2 separate regions of the Homo sapiens genome follow, and region 2 is linked to region 1. Evidence: chromatin contacts called from ENCODE Hi-C or POLR2A ChIA-PET data. All regions are on one chromosome and are shown on one strand. Each heading gives the region's core, a stretch centred on a gene start or an enhancer-like site at or near the end of the contact. The rest is flanking DNA. Distances are from core to core; before and after follow the strand shown. Region 1 overlaps ATXN1 (ataxin 1). Region 2 overlaps ATXN1 (ataxin 1).

Evidence for each region. Hi-C counts contacts between places; a loop is a spot of excess contacts on that map. ChIA-PET counts read pairs that join two places held with the same protein, here RNA polymerase II (POLR2A). Pooled maps may share reads with other maps.
Region 2: a loop to region 1 is called in a map of astrocyte of the cerebellum, with 6 times the contacts of the local background. The contact joins two enhancer-like sites. A Hi-C loop is called at or near these places in 9 of 168 maps with a recorded cell type or tissue (CD8-positive, alpha-beta T cell, GM11168, aorta and 5 more), 1 of 37 single-sample maps with no recorded cell type and 2 of 50 pooled maps. POLR2A ChIA-PET finds 5 or more read pairs at or near these places in 3 of 52 experiments (AG04449, B cell and K562).

Annotation. Positions count from the first base shown.
Region 1 is chr6:16,348,288-16,353,797 of GRCh38, forward strand. All of the region lies in intron 6 of ATXN1 (ataxin 1), which reads right to left. Among named protein-coding and RNA genes, the nearest start is that of GMPR, 110 kb to the left of the region's middle. Within about 2 kb of position 3,529, at least 7 of the 41 ENCODE cell types and tissues checked have a DNase peak (open chromatin) inside an H3K27ac peak, as active enhancers do; they include uterus, where a contact is called at or near this core.
Region 2 is chr6:16,388,236-16,393,054 of GRCh38, forward strand. The region is part of intron 6 of ATXN1 (ataxin 1); the gene reads right to left. Among named protein-coding and RNA genes, the nearest start is that of GMPR, 150 kb to the left of the region's middle. Within about 2 kb of position 3,481, at least 5 of the 41 ENCODE cell types and tissues checked have a DNase peak (open chromatin) inside an H3K27ac peak, as active enhancers do; they include uterus, where a contact is called at or near this core.

The sequences.
Region 1 (5,510 bases), core at 2,279-4,778:
CTCCTGGGCTTAAGCGATCCTCCCATTTTGGCTTTCCATAGTGTTAGAATTACAGATATGAGCCACAGCACCGGGCCCATTCAACTTTCTAAGCTTTGATTTCCTCTTTAAGAAAATGAAGATAGTATGGCGAGGCACGGTGGCTCACACATATAATCCCAGCACTTTCAGAGGCCGAGGGGGGGCAGATCATGTGAGATCCAGAGTTCGAGACCAGCCTGGTCAATGTGGCAAAGCCCCGTCTCTACTAAAAATACAAAAAAAATTAGCCGGGCTTGGTGGTGAGTGCCTGTAATTCCAGGGAGGCTGAGGCAGAAGAATCACTTGAACCCGCGAGGTGGAGGTTGCAGCGAACCAAGATTGTACCATTGCACTCTAGCCTGGGCGACAGGAGTGAAACTCTGCCTTAGAAAAAAAAAAATGAAGATAGTAATACGCCTTATTTCATGAAGTTGTTATGAGAATTGCATGGGACAATTCAGTGCCTAGCATGCAAGCAGGCAGTAGTGCCTCAAAAAATGCTACCTCTCATGATGAACTGCTTTCCAGTTCAAACTACCTCCTATGACTGCTGCAGCAAACAGCACAGGCCTGGGATCTAGGCCACCTGATTTGGAATCCTGGTGGCCTTACTCCTCAGCTGTGTATATCTGATGCAAGTTAATTAATTTCTCTGATCTAAGTACTAACCAGGCCTAACTAATTCATTTCTCTGTGCCTCAGTTTGCTCATCTCCAAAGTGGGAATAATACTAGTTCCTACCCCACAGGCTTGCTGTGAGTTCACACATAAGAAGAATTTAGATGAGGGCCTGGCGTACTCAAGACCTACAATTACTGGCTGTGGTTGTTCCGATTATTTTCTAAGAAAGGCCCTCTTCTCTACCTCCTTCACTGTGGTCCTATTTTCATCTGCATAAAAAAATCACATTTTCAGGCTGGGCATGGTGGCTCACGCCTGTAATCCCAGCACTTTGGGAGGCTGAGGCTGGTGGATCACGAGATGAAGAGATCGAGACCATCCTGGCCAACATGGTGACATCTTGTTTCTACTAAAAATACAAAAATTAGCTGGGCATGGTGGCACGTGCCTGTAGTTCCAGCTACTCGGGAGGCTGAGGCAGAAGAATCACTTGAACCCGGGAGGCAGAGGTTGCAGTGAGCTGAGATCATGCCACTGCACTCCAGCCTGGTGACAGAGCGAGACTGTGTCTCAAAAAAGAAAGAAAGAAAAAAAAAAAACACATTTTCCTCCCTAGAATTCTTTCTCAGGTTACTTCCTGCATCATAGACACCAGTCAGCTCCAGCAAAGATGGTGAATGGAATAATCTCTCATTAAAAGTTTCCCTGCCTCACTTCCCTTCATGAGGCATTTCAAGTCTTACCGGTTCAGAAAGTTTACTAAGTCTCTAAAATTGTCTTCTTTTAGAAAATACTCCACACTAGTGCACTGATTTTTTTTTCCCCCTAAACTGGACCAAAGCCTTGTTTGCAGAACAAATGGTCAATTACATCTACATTCAAAAATAAAATTCAAATGTGCTCATGTTTTCAATTTAAGTATGTCTGTTGTTTGCTGTTTATTCCTTTGGTATAAATAGAAGCTTTCTGGCTTATTTGAACGCAGAACACATAGTACACTGTTTAGATACAATTATTCATTATAAATTAAATCAATGCTTTTCCTTTTTAGAATACCATGCCCTAACTAGAATCTCTACAACATTATAAAAACATAAAATATGACTAACGATTTAATTTAAGGCCCTAATTCCCAATGAAAGATAAATAATGCTGCTGTAGGCACCAATGACTGTAATCTAAACAGGCAATAAAATATTTAATGGACAAGCGGAAATGCAAAAAAAGTAAGGCAGTCTCCTGTTTACAACAAAGCTCATTTTCTATACTAGCACTGTGGACGTGGAAGATGCAGTTAACCTCTGTAAGCCTCAGTTTCCTCATCTGGAATATGTGAATGATGATAATACGTTTTCAAAAGATTGTTGAGATGAAATAAAAGCAACTATAATGCCTAGCATAAGAAAAAAAATCCAGGTGTGTTCTTCTTCCTGAACTTCAGTCTCAGCTCAAGAGTCTGTGAGGAATTTCCACTTGGATGCTTACCACCCCTCTCAAATCAGCATGCACTCCGGTTCCATATTTCTGCTAACGGTTTTGCACCATTTCTCCAAGCATAGGCCAGAGCCTGATATTTGATACCTCTCTCGCACTTCACTCCTATATCCAGCGACTCCCCTAATTGTGTCAGTCTTTCTTCAAAATGTCTCAACTCTTGGGGTGAAGCTTGAAGTCTCTCTTTTTCCCATATTTACTGTGTAGGAAAGAATTTGGCTTTGGCCAAAGACGGGTCTGCCCTTTGCCCTTGGCTCCTGGGAAATGATCTATGTGATATCTGATAGTGGTGTCCCTATTTGTGGGGAGGGAAGGATTTTCAGTCACAGCAAATCACCGAACCCAAGCCTTGGTTTCCTCATTTTAAAATGGGAATTGGCTGGGTGTGGTGGCTCACACCTGTAATCCCAGCACTTCAGGAGGCCGAGGCAGGAGGACTATGTGAGGCCAGGAATTCGAGACCAGCCTGGGTAACAAAGTGAGGCCTGTCTCTACAAAATAATAAAAAAATTTAGGCAGGTGTGGTGGTGCATGCTTGCAGTCCCAGCAACTTGGGAGGCTGAGGTGGGAGGATTGCTTGAGCCTAGCCTGGGAGATCAAAGCTGCATTGAGCTGAGATCGCGGCACTGCACTCCAACCTGGGAGACAGAACAAGACCCTGTCTCAAAAAATAAAGAAAATGGAGATAATAACACGTACCCTACAGGGTTAGGGTGATGACTAAATGAGATGCATTCAACAAATGTGAGGTAGAAAAAACTTCTCTTATTCAGCAGGAACTTTATCAATGTTCATTTCTTTTTCTTTTATAATTATGAGAACATGAAGGAAATGGGCAGAGGATTCCAGCAGAATTCTGCCAAGATTTTCAGTCTTTTCCTGATTGGCAGCAGAGCATTTCCATTTTCATTTTGAGTTTTGCTGGTATTCTTCTACTAAGAAACCAATTTTTCCCCCAGTGAATGTTTTTTTAATTTCAGGGTTTTTTTTTTTTTTTGAAACAAGGTCTCACTCTGTCATACAGGCTGGAGTGCAGTGGCCCAATCTTGGCTCACTGTAGCTTCGACCTCCCAGGCTCAAGCCATCCACCCACCTCTGCCTCTTGAGTTGCTGGGACTACAGGCGCATGCCACCACGCCCAGCTAATTTTTGTAGTTTTTGTAGAGACGGGGTTTCACCATGTTGTCCAGGCTTGTCTTGAACTCTTGGGCTCAAGAGATCTGCCTGTCTCAGCCTCCCAAAGTGTTGGGATAACAGGCATGAGCTACCACACCCAGCCCATTCTTGAGTATGCTGGATCAATATTTCTCCTTGTAATGTAATTCCAACAGAAGGGAAACCAGGCCTCCTTTCAGTATCGCAGCTTGAGCCTGTCAGCATCCCCTGATTTCAGAACGTAGGCTACAAACAGTCCCAGATGTGTGCTGACGGTACTACATTCCTGGTCTTTCACAGCATTTACTTTGGATTGGGAAATGGGAAGTGAGGTCTCTCTTTCAGTATGAGATTATTTCTTAGAACAGGTTAGTTTGGCCTTTGCTAAAATATAAATAAGCAGAGGCTTCCATCAGAAAAACATCTGAGTGTTAAGTAGATAAATGCATCCCTTCAACATTGAGACATTTTATCTCCACATCTGATGCACTCTTATTTTTTCATCAGGACACGTTCCAGAAACTTGGATCTTTTTCCCTGCTATAGTTTCGCGAATAATATAGTTTGCTTCTATTTTGCTCTGGTTAACCCAAGGGATGGTGGGTGGGATGATGAAAAGCAGCAATAAGGCAGTGACTGAGTCTCAATCTATAACGTTTCCAACGTAGAAGATAAAATGAACCCATAATAAACATATTTGGGAAAATATACAAAGAACTTCACAGAAAGCTCTCAACGGAGAGCCTGAAGGGACCAGCCAGGGAGTCTAATGCAAGCCAGGAACAGCCAGGCATGAGTAATGCCTTAGATGGGTGGGTTTTGTTTTCTTTCACAGCTGATTTGAAACTTCCCTCAATGACACTGTAGAAGATAATGTTTTAACAAAACGCATGGATTTACAAGCTTCCTCACACTCAAGCCGACAGAGCATCACACGAGGCTCTGTCTGGTAGTCTCCACATCTCAGGCTGGGCTGGATGGAAGGAAATGATCACAGCAAGGGAATTTAAAGGAAATGACCACAGCAAGGCACATCGAGGGCTCCCTTTGTGGCTCAAAAGAAGCATCATGGCAGAGTTATTGTCAGATTTCAGTACAATAGTCCCCGCCTTATCCATGAGGAATAGGTTCCAAGACCCCCAGTGGGTTCCTGAAACCCACTGGATAGTACCAAACCCTATGTACGCTATGTTTTTTTCCTATATATACATACCTACGATAAAGTTTGATTTATACATTAGGCACAGTATGAGATTAATGATAATAGCTAATAATAAAATAGAACGATTGTAACAGTATGCCAGCATCACTAAGTGCTTTGGGACCATCATTAAGTAAAATAAAGGTGACTTGAACACAAGCACTTCCATCCCACCACAGTGGATCTAAGCACCAAGATGGCCGCTAGGTGACTCACCGGCGGGGAGCGCTGCGCAGCGGACAAGCTGGAGAAAGGGACGATTCACGTCTGCGTTAGGATGGGGTAAGGCGTGAGATTTTATCATGCTACTGAGAACAGCACGCAACTTAAAACTTAGGAACTGTTTATTTCTGGAATTTTCCATTTCATACTTTCAGTCTGCAGTTGGCCTCAGAAATCAACCTGCGGATAACGGGGGACGTCTGGCTGCGGTGTTCTAGGAAAATACTCCACACTAAACTAAAGGAGGTGTCTCAACAAGGCTGAGAACGAGGTCTATGACAGAAATGTGCCAAGAAAGCAGAAAGGAAAAGCGCTCATAGAATGGGGAATGCTGCTGGTTGGTTAGTGGCTTCAGAAAGGTGTCTGATTCTCTTAACAAGCAATTACAGGAGGCCCGGCATGGTGGCTCACACCTGTAGTCCCAGCACTTTGGGAGGCTGAGGTGGGCGGATCTTGGGGTCAGGAGTTCGAGACCAGCCTGGCCAACATGCCAAAACCCCCGTCTCTACTAAAACTACAAAAATTAGCCAGGCATGGTGGCTTGTGCCTGTAATCCCTGCTACTCAGGAGGCTGAGGCATGAGAATCACTTGAACCTGGGAGGCGGAGGTTGCAATGAGCTGAGATTGCACCACTGCACTCCAGCCTGGACGACAGAGCAAGACCTTGTCTCAAAAAAAGCAAAAAACAAAAAACCACAATTACAAACACACTTGGCCATTAAACTTGAAGCAGTGAAAAACAGCTTCGTCTACGAGAATAAATAAATAAAAACTGCTACAGGCATTATGCTTTAA
Region 2 (4,819 bases), core at 2,231-4,730, 40 kb after region 1:
GCCTGGGAAGAGTTCCATCAGCAGTAATGATGAACAGCTTATTATGTGTATCTATCTCACTGCCTTCTTGACAGGATCTCTGCTACCAAAATACAGAACTTTCCTGAGAGTGATTCTTCACATAAAAACACATGAAATTCCTCAAAAAAACTGAGGATCAAGTGGTGGTTTCTCTGAGTAGCACTAGATTGTCTGCTTCCATCAGACATATGGACTCTCCTAAGACCCGGGAAGACCACAGGCAGGTATGCTTTTGAAATAAGGATGCAGGAGAAATTCTGCTACGTCAAATAAAGTGTATTAGATTAGGTCTAGTATTTATCTTCTAAAGGAAGTCTGCTGTCCTCACAGTTGGGAACTTCACATGTGATTTCTATCAGCATTTTATGGACCATATCAGAAAGCTGGCATGATTCAATAAGATTCAGAAAAGATGAGACCCCAGGAGGTCATGAGTGCTAACCACAGCCCAGCTAGTGGAATGCTATGTGACCTTTAGTGACTTGTTTTAACATTCTCATGCCTCTGCTCATGGGTTACTGAACTTTTCTAATCCAAGGGTCTCTGCATCCTACAGTCTGTAAAGCTAATTCATAGGCTTGCTGCAAAGATAAATACTGCTTTAGATTCAAGTAAGCTCTGGATATGACTGTAAGAAATATATAATTATCATTATTTAAAAAAAATAGAACAAGAGACTTTCTATTTTACTTTGTTTATACTGCCCTCCTGACCAATGCTGTCTTCATTTACTTAATTACCATCCATCATCCTTGTCTTTTCCTGAGCACTATGTGCCTAAATTAAAAAGATGATAGTGGCCCGGCGTGGTGGCTCACGCCTGTAATCCCAGCACTTTGGGAGGCCAAGGCGGGCAGATCACGAGGTGAGGAGTTCGAGAGACCAGCCTGACCAACATGGTGAAACCTCGTCTGTACTAAAAGTACAAAAATTAGCCGGGCGTGGTGGCACGCGCCTGTCATCTCAGCTACTCGGGAGGCTGAGGCAGGAGAATCGCTTGAACCCGGGAGGCGGAGGTTGTAGTGAGTGGAGATGGCGCCACTGCACTCCAGCCTGAGTGACAGAGCGAGACTCCATCTCCAAAAAAAAAGAAAAAAAAAAAAGGAAAGAAAAAGATGATAGCATCCCTTGGTAGCAAATATACACGGAAAATTTCCATGTGGTTTATGCAGTTCTAAAAGAAAGCGACAGATATTGCATTTACTGTAGACCCACTTCCCAATTTCATTTGACTTCCTTTTGCCTTGAGAGTCCTTAATTTTCTTGTCTTCTTTAGGCTGTAAGACTACTGAATGAATGAAGGGGAGGCAGCAGTAGTCTTGGTTTCTGAACTTATCGACAATCCTTTCACTACAAGAACTACGCAGCAGATAAAAAGCGAGCATGTGACACACCTTCTGCTCATTTTCCTTCTGGAGGAAAAGAAAACATAGAAGCAAAATTGAAAAGGGTTAATGGAAAGCACTAACTAAACATTCAGGTGTACCCTGACTCACATAGGCACTGCAATCGTTCTATTTCAAATAAGTGGGACCAGCCCACAGGGCTCACAGGTTCATTGCACACAACTAAATGCTTAACCTGTTCCTTCCAACAGCAGGTGTCATGTGCAATGACATGACTAGCCCAGGATCAGTATTAAGAGTCCTGTGTACGTTCACCTTTTGTAAATCCTCTCACTGACTCACTGCACCAAGCTATGTTCTTGCTATTCATTTCCCAAAATTAGATTTCCTTACTGCAAGAAATACATACAGATTATTAATAGGCCTACTCCTTATTTTAAATATAAGGATAGTGAAGCTTGTTCAAGGTGACATAAAAAGTATCTGTAATGTCTGGCTAACACGAGCTTCCCAGGCTTTAAGTTAGCAGCTGGTCCCAAACTACAGACTCAAGTCCACCCTACTGCTACTAGTACTCTAACTGTGAGATCCTTGACCCATAGCTCTGTACTTGTTTTACTTCCCAAGAACTTCTGGCAATGGTAATTCTCACCTCTGAATGCTGATGTTTTTTCATTGCCATGTTTTCAGTATCTGTTGTCCTATCACCTTCCTGGCTAATCTTTATTACCCTCCATGCCCTGCATCTTGGGCCCCACTGAGAGCTTTGCTGGGAGTATGCATGCAAGCATCTTTCTCTCATACACTGCACTGCCTTTGGGATGCCTGAGTTCATACTATTTCCATAACTGCCCATCCCTGAAATAGATGAACAGTGGCCTTCTCTCTAGTTTAGAACTTGGGTTGTTAGACTCCTTGGGTCTATCTTAGCTTCTCTCCCTGTTTTCAGTTTGGATTTTCTACCTCCATTTGGCTTATCTATCTCTAGCGTCATATCTCCCTGATGATCCGTGGTAGTGGCGTTAATCCATTTACGAAAAACAAGACAACATAGATTCAAGGAGTCAAATAAACACATCACACACACACACACACACACACACACGCATGCACACAAGCAATGAAGATGGAACAGCAGAGAGTACACCAGACAAGAAGCCGTAAGTGTCGGTTCTAGTTCCAATTCCTCTCCACTGCAGCATCTCAGATGTAAACTGGCGTCAGTAACAGGTCCTGTCATCCACCTCCCAGGAAAATTGTCAAAGATAATAGTTATGGCCAGGCGTGGTGGCTCACGCCTGTAATCCCACCACTTTGGGAGGCCGAGGCAGGTGAACCATCTGAGGTTGGGAGTTTGAGATCAGCCTGGACAACATGGATAAACCCCATCTCTACTAAAAATATAAAAAATTAGCTGGGCGTAGGAGCACACGTCTGTAATCCCAGCTAATCAGGAGGCTGAGGCAGGAGAATCACATGAACCTGGGAGGCGGAGGTTGCAGTGAGCCGAGATTGCGTCACTGCACTCCAGCCTGGGTGACACAGCAAGACTCCATCTCAAAAAAAAAAAAAAAAAAAAAAAGTTATGAAGGTCTTCTGAAAACAAGAAAACACTATTCAGATGAAAACTATTATATTTATAGATTACTATTTTTTTTTAAAAAAAAGAAGCTCTTCTTTGAATTACCTATAATGCAACAGCAGCACCATCAAAATTGTGCACAATTCAATCAGAGGTTCTCAAACATGGCTGCCCATCAGAATCACCATTGTGCCTTTTAGGAAACACAGATTCTCAGACATTTGCAGTCTCTAATGGCCCTGGATTTTCTGGGCCAGTGCACAGGTAATGGTATTTTTTAAAAACATTTCCCCCAAGGGATTCTGATCAGTTAGGTTTGGGATCCACTTTCTAAAAATAACATGTTTCTCTGTGACGGAGGAAATTTAAGTATAACTATGATTCATGAATTTGTTATCTGTTTTTTTCTTCAGAGGATATCAGTTTAAGTGTTGGTTTTTAAACTGTAACTCTGAAGGCAAACAACTGGCAAGAGAGAGTTTTCAGGAAGAATGCTGGCTCTGGAAGGCAGCGGAAGGTTCTGGAAAAGCAATGTGTCCTATGAACTAGACTTTTCACCTGTAAGCATGGCAGGAAGAGGCTGTGCAAGGTGGTGGATGACTACAGGGCTTTGTTGTGGACTCCAGGCCTCTAATCCCTTTCAGTCTTTTTATTTCTCTGCCCTCAAAGCCCAGCAGCCTGGAGGGGAGAAGGCAGTGCCCTTGACTGCAGCCTGATGTTTCCTCCTGGCTTCTGGTGGCCTACGGTCTCCTTTACTGTAGGTTTCTGGAGCAAAAATCCAGCAGTCAGGTTACCAGGATCAGTGACAACTATGCAATAATTAGGGGCAGGCACCAGGAGGCAGAGAAACAGAGCTGGGTGGCAGAAACTCTATGATACCCCAAAGGAAACATCAACTCTTCTCAGAGGTGGTCAAGAACATGCCAGAAGCTTTGCCTGCCTGGTTGGCAGCAGAAATGGCACTAGCCAGTGATCACTCGTAACCTTGCTGCCTTCTTTACAGATGGCTGCTGTCAGGCTGTTTAATTTGGAGGAAATTCCAATGTCATCAGCAGAGACATGGCATTGGGGAGGGCTGCCAAGCACAAAGACAGAACTTGGCTTCCCCAGCTGATACCCATGGATACAGAAACAGGCTAGTCTTAACAATCTTTTAGACCTGACCTTAGTAGCAAACTGGATAACTGCCAGTCATAAAAGTGTTTCTAAAGTGGCCTGATTTTCTCCCCTCCTGTTAGGATCCTGGATGCTTGTAATGCTATTTATCAATGGTTATTTTGTGCTTACTGATGTGCAGACATTTTTTCCAACCCATTCTTTTTTTTTTTTGAGATGGAGTTTTGCTCTATAGCCCAGGTTGGAGTGAAGCGGTGTAATCTTGGCTCCCTGCAACCTCCGCCTTCTAGGTTCAAGCGATTCTCCTGCCTCAGCCTCCTGAGTAGCTGGGATTACAGGCGCCCGCCACCACACCTGGCTAATTTTTGTATTTTTAGTAGAGACAGGGTTTCATCATGTTAGGCAGGCTGGTCTCGAACTCCTGACCTCAGGTGATCCACCCGCTTTGGCCTCCCAAAGTGCTAGGACTAGAGGCATGAGCCATCGCACACGACCTCAACCATTCTTTATCTCTAAACTCACAAGACAGTGGTTCTCAAAGTGAGTCACCCAGGGAAAGCGGCATCATGATCACCTGTAAACTTGTTACAAATGCAAATTCTTGGGCTTTCCAGCAATCTGTGTTTGAACAAGTCCTCCAGGCAATGCCCATGCACTTGAAATTTGACAGTAACTCTCATAAGAGGTCACATGGCTCCCCTTAATGTAAACACACCAAAATGAAGTAAGAACCATTTTCTTTTAAGAAGTTTCA